2 separate regions of the Mus musculus genome follow, and region 2 is linked to region 1. A link is a loop called in an ENCODE intact Hi-C map of the cell type or tissue named here. Cell type or tissue: heart. All regions are shown on one strand. Links, peaks and the distances in the headings refer to the core of each region. The heading gives the core; the rest is flanking DNA.

Region 1 (8,335 bases), core at 181-8,180:
AACAAAAACCAATCAGTTTAAAGGGTGCACTGTTCCACCAATCATATTGCGCCTAGTTGCTGATACTCTATTCTGCCCCTAGAAACCATATAAAAACTCGCTGAACTGGTACTGGGGGTCGCCGCCGCCCCTTTGGGTCTGGGGGTCTGGGAGGACCCGAGTGCACCGGAATAATAAATTCCTCTTGCTTTTTGCATCAATCCCAGCTCCACGTGGTTCACTCAGGGGGTCCCTGGTAAGTTAAGGCTCCCCAGAGTCTTATACCACGTGAAGGAGCCAGGAAAGCTTAGTGCAGGACAGAGGCATGGCCACCACGTGAAGGAGCCCGGAGAGTGAGGCCCAGAGGGTGCCCAACTGGGTTTAGAGCAGCCAAGATAGAACACAGGATTAGTAAGTAATAACTCAGAATTATTGGTGGGAAGTATATTAACAGTATAGAGGTTAGGCAATGCCCAGCTATTGTGCTGTTTAAGGCATATTAAAATATAAAGGTTGTGTGTGTGTGTTTCTTTCAGGAACACAAGCCACTTGAGTGGGTAGAAAATCACGCTGCTGAGAATAATTAATTAATTATTTTTCTACCCCTCAAACCTCCTGAACTTTGGGGCCATTAGTAAATAAAGGAAGGATCACACAGGCACGGAGATACTGAAGAGGCCGACTGGTAAATGGGTCTGACAGTGAGTGACTGGTGAGTGCTGTATGCCAGTGTGGATACAAAGGTCCATATCCTGGGCAGGATGGTGTGTGAGTTCATCTTGGTCTGCAAAACAGTATGCATCTAAAAACTTAGGACTGGGTTGACTTCGAATAAATGGAGCAGGAAGCAAAACATCAAATAAGGAGAGACTAACACATTTGCATCTCAATAAAGCTTTTTTTTTTTGAAAGTCAAGCCCATTAAATAATTACAAAGTGGATAAAAGCTCTCTGCTAGAGGAACAGCCACTTTCATCACAGCCTCCTTCCATTGCTCTTCCGCTGTTTACTGAGAACACGGGTACCACGGACGAGAAACTGATGGCTGGAGCATTCTGTAGCCTACAAACCCTTCTTTTTGCTTACATAGCCTGAAAATATCTTGAAATTAGTTATTATTTTAAAATTAGAGAAAAAAACACACATTAAACAATGAACTTCTGACTTCTCTGGGGAAAAAAAATTAACCTAAACAAAAATAAATTGAAAAAAAAAATGATGGCTGTACCAGACATGCATGTCTCACGCGGAAAAATGAGGCTGCCCTCTTCAGAGCCACGGATCCTTGCTTTAGTTTGTTTCCGTTGCCATAGCAGAATACCAGAGGCTGAGTAATTTATAAAGAAAAGGGTTTATCTTGGCTCATGGTTCTGGCAGTTGGAAAGTCTAAGTTGCAACAACTGCATCTGGTGAGGGCCACGTGTGCCTTCAACTTATGGTAGGAAACATGGAAGGGCAAATAGCACCCTGGGAAAAAACACACACTAGGGCTAACTGGGCTTTTAGCCAGGCTGACATGACAGTAACTAGCCAGGGCTCCAGAGATCTGAAACTCACTGGCCCCAACCCTACCCCTCCCACTGGGAAGTACCTCCCAAACTGCCACACTGCGCAACTGTGGTTGGTATGGAATGTGGGAGGAGGCACTGAGATCACAGCAATCCCCCATTCCCATTTGCCTCTGTAAACCCACAATAGGTCACTGATTCGTCACCTACGTTCATCTCTAGGGACCTTTGAGTTTGCAATAGCAGCTGAGATCTTTTCTGGCCTCAAAACTGTGTTTTGGAGTTGTCTCAGGCTAAACCTATGGTAACTTCCAATACCATATGTACCACAGACTCTCTGGGGGCTTTTGTAAAACAGATCCTTGTTAGGTCACACCCCTGAGCTACAAGTCTGAATCCCTCGGGAGAGGGTCCGGGGCTAGCGCTTAAATACATAAACAAACAAAGACATAACTCCCCAGGTAACTCCAGAGCTTGCCTAAAATGCTGGGCTAATCTTTGAATCTACTTTAGGCAAAATTCTGAATTTCAATTTGCTCTTCAGTCAAATTAGACCTAGGGAAGAGTGATTTCAGTTAGATGAACCCTTTGGCATAAGCGACTGCAAGGATCTAAAAGTCTCTGTCTCTGCGCGCTTGGGGGGGGGGGGGGGGGCGGGGACGGGACGGGGGCGGGGCTGTGGGTGTGGTGAGGGGAGCTAGAGGTCACCCCTGAGTCTCTTTCATCAGTCACTGTGCACCTGGCTGTTTTGAGACAGGGTCTCTCATTCGCCTGGTGGGGTTAGCTGGTCAGGGAGCCCCAGGAAGGTGCCTGTCTCTACCTCCCAGCTCTGGTGTTAACAAACCCATACCACCTCACCAGGCAGTTTTACATAGGTTCTGGTGGTGGATCTCTGAGGTGGCCATGCTTGTCTAGCGAGTACTTTGCTGGAGTTATCTCCTCGGCTGGTAATGCCATTTCTCTGATCATCTTATGAAGGAATCTTGCCAACACGCAAGGCCAGGAATCTTGCTAACACGCATGACCCAAGCACCGTTTCTTTACTGCTTTGTTATTTTTAAATAAGAAGGATTTTGGTTTTTTTGTTTTGTTTTGTTTTTTTTTTTTAATTGATGAAACGTCACCTGGGTTAACCAACAAAAAAAGTTAAAGTGGCTTTTCCGAGGTCATGAGTGGCCAACACAGCAAGAAGACACCTGATAAACACTGGATGATTGCATTGACAAGACATTTGCTTCTCACTATCTTCACCAGGGACAGAGTTTGGTGACATTCTGCAGGGAGGAATAGTGTAAGAAACACGCCCCTTTGCTGTCCATCTTTCCTGAGCGAGTCCTTGCTAAGCCATCCCTTGACAGAAAGCGCTGAGAAGAGAATAGGCCAGTAAAAAAGAGGAGGCTTCCCACCTCATCGTAGACCTATTGGTGCAAGAGAGGGTTTTTTGCGGGGTGGGATTGGGGGGTGCTTTTTAAAAGGCTCTCGAGGATCCCTTGAATAACTGAGAGGTGACAGGAACGCCAGGTCTCGCAATGAAAGCATGGGGAATAATTCTAAGTTGAATCTGACGTTAACAGCACACAGATAACACCCACTGGGCACTGCTTGGCTGAAGCTTGCGGTGGGCTAGGATCCGAGGGAACCCGGCTGAGGCCAGCGGCTGCAGCAGTACAAGGCGGGGCTGCCCCTGCACCTGTGCATCCCAGCTTCGGCTGGTCCCCTCACCCCGACAGAAGCAGCCGAGCCACATCGCACGGAGAGGCCACGTCCACGGTGGGGAGCGGTCAGCGAGCGAGGCTGGGGAGGGGGGCGCGGCTGCGGCGAGCTGTCCAGGGGGAGGCGGGAGGAGGAAAGGCGCCGCCGCCTCGCCCGCGGCGACACAGACGCTGGGAGCGGCCCTGGCGGTGAGTCGCAGCGCCTTCCCTCCTCTAGCAGGGAGCGGGAGCCGCAGCTGGGCGGGTTAGCAGCGGGACCCGAGCCGGGAGCGGCGGCAGGGGGAGAAGAGCTCTCGGTGAGGCGCGAGCCCAGGATGGCGGGGATCGCGGGGCCCCCCAGAACCCGGTCCTTGCAGCTCCTCCCCAGTGCCACCCACCTTGTCAATTTCCCTGCCCTCCCCCACAACCCCACGCCGGCGCCTTGCAGGGACCAACAAGCTTTAAACCGATACGCCCCAGGCTGGTGGCTAGAGAGGAGACAGCAACTTTGCTAGGGACCCGGCGAGGCGCGCTAGCTCGAAAGGGGGCGTCGGCGAGCCTGGCGGTCGGGGAATGTCCGGAGCATGCTCTCCCCGGGTCAGGGACGTCGGTACCGGCCCGGGCCTGCAGAGTCCACAGTGAAAAGCTGCAGGAAGCCCGTGGGGGAGGTGGGTGGCTGGGGAGGGGGCTAAGGGCCGCCGAAGGTGCTGCTGGAACCTGCGGCAGAAATCCGCTGCGTTTTAAAGAGAAAGATTCTCGTGTCTGGAACCTCGCGGGGCGGGGGAAGTGTGTGCTAGGGAGACGTGGAGAGTTTTCAGTGCATACCGGATTTATTTTTAGCTTCGGAGAAGCAGGATGTGCAAAGTGGGTTGTATCAGCCCGGGAGGGGCAGGAGGTCTCCCTGTCCGCAGGAAACAATACACAAGTTTCTCGCTGCAAATGCTTTCTGTAACTTTCGTGCAGAGAAGGGGGCGGATTGAGGAGGTGGGGAGGATGGAGGAAGACTTCATATGCTCTTCCTGCGGGTGAATCTGTCCGAGGCTGCAGGCTAGTCTGCCTGTGTTCCTAAAGGACAGCCCCCCAACTGAAGATGCAGGTTCAAGTCTTCAGTGGACTAGTATGAAACACAGAAGCCGAGGTGCCAAATTCAGCTCTCTGAGAAGGAAACCACAGAAGCCTTTGCTCAAAGTTTTCCTGATTCTGACTAATTGAAAAGAACAGTCATAGGGCACTGTGTTAACCGGGAGCTGGGTTGCTGGCCGAGTTTGGTTAGGCCGAATTGGCAAGGCTTGTGAAGTTTTTTACTCCAACTGGGAGATGCTTGAGTTTCATGCCCAAGGCAATGATGCCAGGGACTGCAAAGGAGGGGCATATGTGGTGGAGAGAAAGGTGAGAGGGGGAGGGACGCACACAGACGCGGAGTGTAGTGTAGTGGGGTGGGGTAGAGAAGCTGTAACTCAATATCCAGATACGCAAGCCAACACAGCTGTGGACATACCCAGCAAGGGTTTTGCAGCCAGATGTTATATTTGAGTTCTGGCTCAGATCAGAACAGCTCTTATGAGCTGGCCGCCTTCACCTCTCCTGTGGTTCCTGGAGCGAGAAGGATGCTGCTGGTAGGTATCAAACTTACCTCAGGGATGCTACACAAATTGGATGTGGCCCTCAGATCCATCAAGCTGGGTATAGGTAGAACCAAGTGAATGTGACCCTTTCCTATTTTTGTGGTTGTTGATTGATTTCCTTCTTGCCTGAATTGCTGCGGTTACATTCCAGCTGGCTTACCGCTCCCAATCAAAACCTTCTTGTTCCAGTTCATTCTACATCCTGTGGACAATCATTCTGAAAACAAAAATCTAAGCTAGTCCCTCTGGCTGACTTCCTTTGAAGGCTTGTCAGAAGCTTTCCAGATAAAACCCAGACTTCAAGAACACATGCAACGCTGTCCTAATCTCACCAAGCCTTTCTCAGGCAGCACCCCACCCCCATTAGCAGGAGCACCTGTCAGCCCCCTCCTTCCTGTCAACTCTTGTATCTACTTCCTATCCAGATGCTACCCACTGCAGTCAGCAGGCGCTGGATACTGCCCTTCCAGGTGGCTGTTCCTTTTCACGCTGCTGTAGCATCCTAGGCATAGGTACACAGGCACAGAATCACCCTGCATAGTGACCTATGGATGAATCTTCCTGCTAGGACTGGGAAAAGAGATTTGGGGTTTAGCCAGGTATTCACTGAATGAATAAGTTAAGCAAAATCTAGTCGCTTTCTCTCAAGCCAGAATTGAACACGGAGAGTATAAGGAGGACCAAGCAAGTCTTTGTCCTTAATTCATTATAAGAAAAGCATCAGAGAGTGCGGGGGAGTCGCAAGCCGGGCATTTCACCTTAGTTTTCACACCTGTCCTTTTTCTCCCAATATTTTTGAGACAGGATCTTAAGCAGCCCTAGCCCCAGCCTGCTCTGTAGCTGAGGCTAAGCTGCAGACCCCTGCTCCCATATAGTACACTCTGGGTTCATAGATAAGAGCTACTGGTCCAAGCTCAGATGCACTCTTCCAGTTGTTAGAGGCAGATGAGCAGTGGAGAAAATCCTAACTCCTCTTCCCTTAGCTTTTCCTCAAGCTTGGCTACAGGGTGGAAGAATACCTATCAAGTTCAGGGGATAAGAAAGGTCAGGGCCAGCCTGACTCTCTGGCCCTTCCTTGGGTTATCACTTCCTTCTGGCGTGGGTTTCCGAGGGTCTGATGAGAGTAAGAAACCTGTCATTGATGTCACGTTTCAGGCAATTTGCTGAGTGCTTAGGATATGTCTCAGAGCTTCCATTTCTGAGCACTCTGCAGCTGCCCCAAGGAGCCTGCAGTAAGCTAAGATGGTACCTTGCTCTCCACAGGCCTTCAGGCTGGCTTCAAGGCTTAGCAAGCAGGTTTGAGGGAAGAGCCTGCCTTTCCCTGTTTTAAAGGACTACGAATGAAACAAAAACAGAAATAAGAATGTGCAATACAGACTTCCTTCTTTATAGAAAAACCTAGCCAGCCCCTAGGCTGGAGCCACACAAGTGGGTTTCATTTTACATGTCATCTCTGATTGATTGGTAGTGGCTGCTTAGAAAGCTGGGGCCAGGCTCAGCAGGAGAGGAGGCTGTGGTCAATTAGTGATGTCTGTCAGGGTATGGGATTTGGAGGTGGTGACAGCTTTTGTCCTCATTCTTCCTATCCTAGAGACTCTCATTGGAGGACAGTGAAGGCAGAATTCAGGGACAGAAGGGACCCATAAAAGAAAGCAGGAACTTTCCACTGTGATGATAAACCACCACGCAGACAACACATTTTCTGTGAGCTCTGTGTGCTTTGCCTAGAGTATAATATTTGTAGTAACTTTTTCCCTCTAGGAAACAATTTTTTTCTTTAGACGAATTGACTTTATCCTGTGTGTATGAATGTTTTGCCTGCATGTATGTGTGTGCTGGTGCATGGACAAGTCAAAGAAGGCATTGGATTTCCTGCAACTGGAGCTATAACATGTGATCGTGGGAATCAAACCTGGGTCCTCTGCAGGAGCAACAAGGGTTCTTAACCCTTGAGTCATCTCTCCAGCCCCAGAAAACCTTATTTCAAGTAGAATTCAAGTCTGTTGTGTTAGGAACTCCCCAACGCAGACAATTTTTCTATTTTATTTTATTTTATTTTATTTTATTTTATTTGTGTGGATGTTTGCCTGCGTGTGTATATGCAACACACATGAGTCAGACCCCCTTGGAACTGGAATTGTGACTCAAGCATCGTTAGCAGAACCTGCCCTCTTGCTCATCTTGGTTTGCCCTCTTGGAGTTGGTGGCATTTTGGGCTCCTTCTTACTGTAGGCTATCTGGGGGGCACTAACCTTTACATGGTCTGGGTTTTGTACATCAGGCAGGAAGAGGGAGCCTCTACCTTGACATTGCTCACAGTGGCTCGCTCCAGCTCATTGTTGCATCTTAGATCTTTTAACTCCTGAGCCACAGGCTGAGGAGCAAGGCTACTTCTCTTGCAGAAACCTGATGCCATCAGGAGACAGGCCCTTTAATTGTGGGTTGTGAAACAGATGTTCTGTAGACTTCTGGTGGCACATCTACATTCCAGATGAGAGGACCAGGCTTTGGAGAATTAAAAAACTTAAAAAGGTCACATGGCTTATAATAAGTGGAATTTGGGACTGAAGAATCACAATGTACGCACTTAGATATACACACGTATTACTCGTGAACAGGATGGTTAAAGGGGGGTTACTAGGGCTCGATTCTCTGTTTCCAAAAAGACAACTCCATAACTTTGAGAAGTTAAAAGCATCTCCGGGTTGGAGAAAAGAGGGAAAAGGAAGACACAGGTCTCTCTCTCTCTCTCTCTCTCTCTCTGTGTGTGTGCGTGTGTGTGGCGGGGGGTGGGGGGGCTTCTCACATCCACGCATTCAAAGGATGATTCAGAGCAGTTTGGACCTGCTCTACACTGCGCTAGGTTCTCAGGATGCAGCAGAACTGGCTTGAGTTCCTGTGTTAGTCGTTTTGTGGCTGTTACCAAATACCTACTGTGGGTAACTCTAAAAGAGGAAGTGCATATTTTGCTTAGTTTCTGAAGGTTCTCTGTAGCTTAGTGCTTTGGGAACAAACTTTGGGAACTGGAGTGGCTGGCACAGACTGTTCACCTCATGATGGCTAGAAAACAGAGACTGGGATAAGAAGCAGCGGGAAGTGGGGGGGCAGGGGGGGCGCAATATGCCCCCACTGACCTACCCCACTCCCTCTAGCTAGGTCCACCTGAGAAAGTTTAAAGATTCTCCCAAAATTGCCTCACCAAGTGCAGACCTATGAGTCTATGGGAGACCTTTCCTATTGCAACCATGGCTTCTTCCTTTTAATTAATTCATGGAACAGATCAACAAGAGCTTGGACCATAACAGCAGTAATGGCATAGCATAAGAGCTGAGCTCATTTGGTGGGGACAAAGAGCTTTTGTTTAAGATTTGCTGAAGTAGTCCCAGGAACATGGCTTGTGTACTAAATGAGGAATAAGTATTCCTTAAATACATTAAAAGTGTGACAATATATAAATGGTATAAAGTTTGCCATTTTAATCACTTTAAGTGGACTATTTTGTGTCACTGAGAACATCTGTGTTACTGTGTCT
Region 2 (8,335 bases), core at 154-8,153, 110 kb after region 1:
CTGTAAGCAATTGAGTGGGTAGGATTGAGAATGGCTTGTCAAACTTGAATTTGTAAAAGGTAAGTTTCAGGGATGGATGAGTTCACTGAAGACATTGAAGTCTGGGAGATCTGGCATATGTCTGGTGAATGATGAAGGCTGCATCTATGGCAGGGTGCCTTTTGACATTGCAGTATGACACTGTGGTTTACAAATACGTTAGTCTCTTTCACGGTTGCTGTGAAATACAGGAGGATCATGGGACACAGGTAAGGTACACCTGACTTAAGGACATGGTAACCAAATGGAGAGTGGGGGACTGGGTTGGTCAGTAGGCACAAGCTACAGAATTCCCTTGCTGAAAGCTGGTGCAGGATGAGCATCACAGGGTGTGCAGGTCTCTGTCTTATGTGATGAAGAGGCAGGAAGAAGAGAAGCTGACTCCATCAAGGGATGGTACGGTCAGTGTGCCCCATAAGTGCTCAGTGCTCATGGGAGAGCTAGCCTGATATTATGAAGTAACCCATTAGTTAGTGTTTCCTGAGGTTGATAATGTTCTGACTGAATATCTTTGATATGTTAACATGGTATTTACTGAGGGAATTGGAGGCATGGGAACTATTTATAAAGAGTGTTTGCATTTTACAACTGACAGATTGCTTGACTTGGAATGACTCATGACAGACTTTTTGCATGTGTTTGAGAGATATTCAGCTTTGTTAGATTTGAAAATATGTTATTTCTGGCCTTTTTAGAGGGTGTTTTTTTGTTGTTGTTGTTTTGTTTTGTTTTTAAGAATTAAGTCTTACAGTGAAGCTTGCCACGTTCTGTTTCCTTCCCATTCGGTTTCCCATGAAATCCACAAGTCAACATCTGGCATTTGTTCTTCTTTATAAGGACTCAACAGGAGTTAGAGTTAGACAAAATATCTAGTTGTAACGTTCTTGTCCTGAGCTGGGTCAGCAGCTGAACCAGACAGGGCAGTAGGAACAGCACTGGATAATGTTACAAAGGCCACTTAGGCAGTACTTTTTACTGCAGACTGAGAGGTCTTGGAATGCATGGGATAGCTGATCTGTATGGCATCATCCAAGGCGGAGGTGGGAGTGGGCGGGCACTTAGTTGACATCAGGCCAAGCGAGTGCATAGAATTCTCTGTTCATTGTCGGGTGGGAAGCGTGTTGGCTGGCAATGACAGGACATTTGCTCTTCAGCCTTTAATGTCTAATCTTTGGACTCCGAACTTGAAAGTCTTTTTCCCAGTTTGAGAGTCACATATTTTGAGAGCTGGAAGGAACCTCTATAATAATCTTAACCCAAACTCCTGGTGGGGGAAAATGTCATCCACAAAGAGGGTTTAAGCAACATAGTTACGGTCTTTCGGTTGGCTAATTAGTGAACTCTCTGCCCCAGATGAACTTGTGTAGAGAATGGCCTACCTTCCTCTTTTATTTTCCAAATAACCTCCCTCTGTTATTTGCCAAAGTCTTATTTACTTGTTAGAGTCTCTAGGAATTAGTCCCAATCATTGGGAAGACAACAAGTGCTTTTCTAGGGAAACTAATTTTTGCTTCTTTCCAGAGGGATTTTTCACTCTAACCCAGCATGACTCCCTACTTTCACAGCTCAGCATGACATCTCTCTAATAGCCTTCCTCCTAGTTGGACATCAGTATAATGGTTCCAGCAAAACTCCGTGTTCTATAGCAAGCATCACCTCTAAATTCAGGACATAACAGGTGTTGGGGACTGCTGCCAGTTCGTTCAGTGCTGGCGGTGCTCCAAGCTCCCTTGGAAGCTGTTATGTGTGCAGGGGAAACTTCGCAAAAGATCCCTGAATCTTCAAATTACAAGGCTTATACTTTCCTGGACCTGTGTGGTTCAGTAACTTCTAGATGTCCGTGGGCCTTAGTCAGCACTGGCGAGAAGGCACTCACGAACAAGTGACAGCTGGGGCAGCAGCCCACTCGAGGGAAGGAATGGGAGCTTTAGAAGGAGGTGTGAGCAAGACGAGGGATGGGCTTGTCTTACCCATTGGCACTTACCATTTACCATCTTGGATTTGTGGGAAAGGATTGGGAGATATGCTGTCTGTGGGATCCTGTAGTTCTCTTCATCCTCCTGTTCCAAAGAGTCATCATTCTCATCAGGATGTATGTGCACGGATGAAGGAGACTGGTGAGTCAGGTGAGACTGGTGTGTGTACAAGGATGAGGGAGGGTATTGAGTTAGCATGTGTGTGTGCAAGGGTGAGGGATGGAAATATGAAACTAGATCTTCTCATTTATGTTTGAAATGACCTGGCTTGCAATTCAAGAGTCTTTTCTTCATTCTTTATTAGAACTGGATTTTGAAGTGGTGACCACTGACTGGTCTTGCAAGATCTTGCTTCCAGAAAAGTGGAAGGCACTGAGTCAAAGGATATAGCAACCACTTTTCTTTTTGCTATGATTAAAATGTTCTGAGCAAAGCAACATGAGGAAGAAAGAGCCTATTTCTCTGCATGCTTCAGGTTATAGTTCATCATGGTGACAATGTCATGCTGGCAAGAGCTTAAGGCAGCACCCTCAATGTATCTGTGAATGCCTGTGCATGGTTTAGTTCAATCTTTTATCCCTTTGGGATCTCAGTGGACAGAAGGGTGAAGCCTGCAGTGGGTGGATCTTTTCATCTTAATTAGCCTCACAATAACCCTGTGCAGATGAGCTAAGTTTAACCTAATCTAGGTAGTCCTGCTCAGACATGCCCAGAGTATTTGACCTAATCTAGACAGCTCTTTACAGATGTGTCCAGAAGCATGTCTCCCCAGTGATTCTAGATCCCGTCAAATTGATAACCACAGTGTGTGTTAGTGGTTGGGGCTGTCAAGAAATGAACAACACTTTCTGGTTCAGTTCCTTCTCTGTTGCTGTGATAAAACACACTGACAAAAGCAACATAGGAAGAAAGGGTTTCTTATGACTTCCTGAAGGTTAGATTCCACCACTGTGGGGATTTTTGTGGCAACAGGCAAGGACAGCACAGTGGCAGAAGCTAGAGGCTGGCTGATGACATTCTCGTCCACACACAGGAAGCAGAGAAAGGACAGGAAGTGGGCCCCTCAGGAATCCTTCCTCCAGCAAGCCTTCACATCCTAAACGTTCTATAACAATGCTACCAAACAGTACCTACCAAGTGGTGATCAAGTCTTCCGATACAGGAGCCCACGAGGACATTTCTTATTCAAATATCTGGACTAGCTCATATCAGAATGCCACTGCATTGGTAATTCAGTGAGAGAAAACCAGGATCATTTATTATAATGTGTTTACTTAACTGTTTCTGGAAGAGCAAGTGGGCACTGCCATCCAAGCTGTGTGACTGAGTGAGAATGACTGCACACCCAGAAGGAAGAGACCATGGACAAAGCACACCACGTGAGGGAAAACATATTCTGGTGGATTTCCTTGGGTCTTCAGAATAATTTCTTTCTGTATAACAGAACTTAATTGTGTTCCCAGATGATCATGAATATTGAAGTTCCAGCAGGAAGTACCAATACTTCCTTTATACACCTTGTAAACACTCCCCTTCATTAAAGCTCTTATCTAAGCATGTCATTTCTTTCCTGCTGGGGCACTGGGCAAAATATGTTACCTAACCCTATATGTCTGCAAGACAGATAAGGAAACAGAGTCACAGAGAAGACTAATGGCCTTTGTCTCTTTCTGTCTGTCTCTCTTTGTGTCCTGGAACTCACTATGTCGACCAATATCAGTCATAGTGATCTACCTGCTTCTGCCTGGTTCCTTTTCATTTTTCAAACAATGGTTGAGTGTTCGTAGACTGAGATCTTGAGGTCACGAAGTACTTAAGATTAGGAAGTCCACTATATATGAACTGTATTTAAGAGCTGGAGAGATGGCTCAGTGGTTAAAAGCACTGGCTGCTCTCCCAGAGGACCTGGTTTTTATTCCCAGCACCTACATGGCAGCTCACAATCTTCTATAACTCCAGTCTCCAGTTCCAGGAGATCTGATACCTTCTTCTTGCCCATAAAGGTACCAGACATGCTTGTGATGAATTGATGCACAATGCATGCAAAACACCTATACACATAAAAACAATAAAGAAAATTTAAAATATCTTAAAATATTTTAATAGAATAAAAAAGGAAAAAAATTCCAAAAAGAAGAAACTCAGTTGTGTATGGTAGTTCATGTCTGTGATTCTAGCATTCAGGAGGCTGAGGCAGTGGATTGTTGTGAATTCAAGTCTACACAAACTAAGTAAGTTTTGTCACAATAGAGAGAGAGAGAGAGGACAGGGAGGAAGAGAAGAAGAGAGGAGGAGTGAAATACCACATTCTTTTCCTTTTTATCTTTGAAGACCCTTTTTGAACTCATGATCTATTAATTCTAAGGCATTTTTATTTCTCTCTCATGACAACTCACTAAGTAGCACAGACTAGCATAACCTGGCATAGACTGCTCCATTGGTACTTGCTTTTCTTTGTGCCTTTAACATATTGTGACTGTTTTTGAAGTCTCCATGTGTTCCAGTATACAGGCCATCTACACTTAGTCATTGTGTCCTTTATACTGACAATTGATTGGCTTTTTTTCCCTCTGTTCTTTCAAGTATATTGTCATTTTCATCAAGTGTGGGATAGTGTTTGTAGAAGAACAGTAGATGATGCTGGGCACTGTACTGTCTGGCTGATGGTGTGACAGTCAAGTCAGTCTCACTAAAGTTTACCAACACGAGTAATGAGTTTGGGTGGAATTAGGCTCATAATTTCTATAATGGCTGCTTCCAGTGGAAAACTGCAGTAATTACCTTTGCCTGGTCGGGCCCAGTGTACCACCATCCTGTGTCTGATCTCCACCACTAGCTTCCAGCTGACCTACACTAGAGCTACTCTGCATGAGGAATATTTCTGTCTGTTTCTCTGTAGCAGTGGGGTGTCATTGCTCTGCTTAGGAAGAAGCTGTGGTGGTGATGGTGGTGGCAAGTCCTCAGTTCTGGCCCAGGCTGGTTCTTAAGCAGACTTCTGTGTTTGGGCTTTGAGACAGGGCATCGTCAATGTGAAAGCAGGTGGATCTCTGCTTTGTTGTTATGGGTGTTTGGAGAGTTGCCTAGGCCTTCCTCTGTGGCCTTTGTGTGAATGCATAGACACCTGTTCTCCCACTGGGCAGGCAGCAGGCTCTTGCTTTTGTCCATTCCCAGGGATATTCCATGGGAACCCTGGGTCTAAGGAGGCAGTCTGCTCTCCTTGCAGTGTTTTTGAAAGCTGTGGATCACCATGTAATGGTTCAGAGGAAAGATGGTGTTTCTTTTCTGTATCCAACTACAGGGAGACACATTCTCTACTTCTCCCTTTGTCCTTAATCTTTCTCATGAGTAGCATTTCAGATCCATGGGGGAAAGTGGCTGGGCAGTGGTGGTGCATGCCTTTAATCCCAGCACTTGGTAGGCAGCGACAAGCAGATTTCTGAGGTTGAGGCCAGCTTGGTCTACAGAGTGAGTTCCAGGACAGTCAGGGCTACACAGAGAAACCCTGTCTCAAAAAACCAAAAACCAAAAAAAAAAACCATACATGGGGGAAAGTGTGAGAGTATAGAGTCATAGTCTGAGGCTCCCAGGAATTCCTTGCTGCAAAGTAGTTCATGCGTGTCCTCTGCCCCCACCCCCTCCATTTTTTAGTTGTTTTTTTTTCTTGTGTTTCTTATAGCAATCTTTTCCTGCTATGTCCCGTCAGAGTGACAGTTTTTGAGGTTCTTTTATCCTTGGAGAGGCATATAACTTATTGTATTGATCATTGCCTTCTAATAGACTTAAATTGAGGCATTACTTTAATGATTATAAGAGTGATATTCACCATGATTTCCATATCATACACCTGTTTTCTAGCATTTAAAGAATCATTTGCATTAAAGGAAAATATTGGTTGTAGATAAAAATGCCAATCAAAAAAGAACAAAGCTTGAATCAAAAGAAACCAATAAAAAAAAAATCACAACCTGAAGTTTAATAGGCAAACTGAAAGTTCAAATCTTATTCTTTTCCTGAGGTTTTGGTATTTGACAGTCTACTTTGTTTACACCTAGGAAATTCATGCCTATGGTGGAAGGAGCATGGTAGGAGAGGTTATCCCTTGGTCTGGGGTAAGGGAAAAAAAGGTGTGCTTTTCTCAACCACAAATGTTTTTGTAAAAGAAAGAAAGAATCAAAGAGACAGTGACAGGGAAAAATGGAAACAGTCAAGAATGAGGCAACCGAACAGACACTACAGACCCAGGCTCCACCGAGGAACCTTGTGAAATGAAAGGTCCTGAAGGAGTGCTAATGACCAAGGAGCTAAGGGCTGTGTCATCCCAATTCCAGACATAGCTGAATGATGTAAGGCCATTTGGGGGAGTGAACACCTCAGCTCCCCAACACCTTTCCTGCCTCCTTCTCTCCCTTGTTTATTTTTGAGACAGGATCTCATGTGTAGGCCAGGTTGCCCCAGAACTCATTGTTTAGCACAGGTAATCACATCTTAGTCTCTCCAGTGCTGGGGTTATAGGCACGATCTAGCACTATTCCATGCTTGTCATCTCGGTTCACTTCGGTAGCCATTCTGGGGCCACCCAAACAGCATCCCTAGAAAGCCCATTAGAAATACAGAAGCGAGGGCTGAGTTGTACACAGCACAGGAGTAGGGCACTTGCCCAGCGTGCACAAGGTCTCGATCCTCAGTGTGGTGGAAGGGTGGCAACATGAAACTTAAAAAGGAGATGCAGCATTGCAGATCCTACCTCAGACTTAATGAGCCAAATCCTCATTTCAAAAGATTAACGAAAGTGGTTCTTAAGCACTTGAATGTTTGAGGAGCAGTTATTTACATAATCGCTATTTCTATTTTTTTAAGTAAGTTTGTTAATTTTTAAAAAAGATTTATTTATTTATTATATGTAAGTACACTGTAGCTGTCTTCAGACACACCAGAAGAGGGCGTCAGATTTCGTTACAGATGGTTGTGAGCCACCATGTGGTTGCTGGGATTTGAACTCCGGACCTTTGGAAGAGCAGTCGGGTGCTCTTACCCACTGAGCCCTCTCACCAGCCCTATTTCTATTTTTTAATAGTCACATGTACTTCTAGTAATAAGATTAAAATAGTTCATATCAAAATATTGTGAAGGTAATTCTAAGTGAGAATACCCTGGGTATAAGACCCAGAATTAAGACATTTAAATTCATCTCACAGTCAGCTTATTCACTTTAACTAAACAATTATCCCTGGTATTCATGTTTAAAGCTTCTTATTTTCCATCATCCTTTGAGCTTTGTCCCTCTAACTAACTCTCAAAAGCTCAGCTCTGTCTTCTAACAATAATATTTCAGGTGCTTCCTCTTTGAAAGGGTTTGTGGATAAGCCTACTGCTGTGGTCTGCATCTCTGTTACCCCAAATGCATGCGCTGAAACCCAGTTGTGAAGGGACAAGGTCAGAGGTAGGAGTGCTGGGAAATGACTGGAGCCCAGCGAAGTCCTCATGGATGAACTTGGTGCCTTCCTAAAGGAAGCTGGGGAGCTCATTTGCCTGTTGAAGAACTTCTTCTGGGCCACCAAACACTGACTCTGATAGTCTTTCCTGTACTAGCTTTACAATGAGGAATGTCAGATTGGAAAATGAGCTTTAGTTGTGTGGAGGTTCAGCTAGATCAACCGTTCTATCATCTTCACTACTGAAATCTTTCGTGGAAAATAAAACTACATGTGACTGAGACAAGAAACTGAAAGAAGGAAGGATGCTCAGACTTGTAGGCACTTATCCTTGTGCAATCTGGATGATTCTAGAATTTGCTTCCTTGAGAACTGAAATAATGCAATTAATGGGAAGAGGATTTCAAGAAGACATACTTATTTTTACTTCTGTACACAGGCACTAATGTTGGGAATAAATGGTACTGAACCTCCTAATAATAGCCATTATATATTTATATCATCTGCATCAATGTATATAAAGTCTCCCTGTCTCTGTACAGATAACTATAATTTTATTATAATGTACAATTATGTATATGATGACTGGGTCATAGTTTTTGATTTATGTAAGCTTCCCAACTCCTGCTCCTCATGTCCTCCTAGTATAGATGATAATCTGTTATGGAGGCCAATAGGGGAACAGTCACATGGTACCTGTATAAAGAAGTGGGCATGCTCTGCTTGTTAAAGATGTTAAAGATGTTAAAGAATGGGTAGAATGGCCCCAGGTAAAGACAGACTGATTCAGGATGAAAAAACACCCAGGCCATGAACAGTGGACTTCAAGCTACTGCAGAATTTTTTTTTCATTTGATTCTTCTGCACAGCTGTCTAACACACACACAC

The links. Peaks named below come from ENCODE experiments on the same cell type or tissue, not always from the same donor. Only the 100,000 strongest peaks of a DNase experiment are listed, where the experiment ranks them.
Region 2: it touches region 1 in a loop (2.3-fold over the local background); 2 of 42 quality-filtered maps call a loop at or near these places.

Annotation. Positions count from the first base shown.
Region 1 is chr15:37,787,056-37,795,390 of GRCm38, reverse strand. It overlaps a transcript of Ncald not described here. Among named protein-coding and RNA genes, the nearest start is that of Gm15942, 91 kb to the right of the region's middle. In heart, for the core only: a CTCF peak has its summit at 3,430; DNase peaks (open chromatin) are centred at 3,690 and 4,010; H3K4me3 peaks cover 2,820 bases; H3K27ac peaks cover 2,009 bases; H3K27me3 peaks cover 645 bases.
Region 2 is chr15:37,674,281-37,682,615 of GRCm38, reverse strand. It overlaps a transcript of Ncald not described here. Among named protein-coding and RNA genes, the nearest start is that of Gm15942, 22 kb to the left of the region's middle. In heart, for the core only: no CTCF peak of the experiment used is centred there; no DNase peak of the experiment used is centred there; H3K27ac peaks cover 255 bases.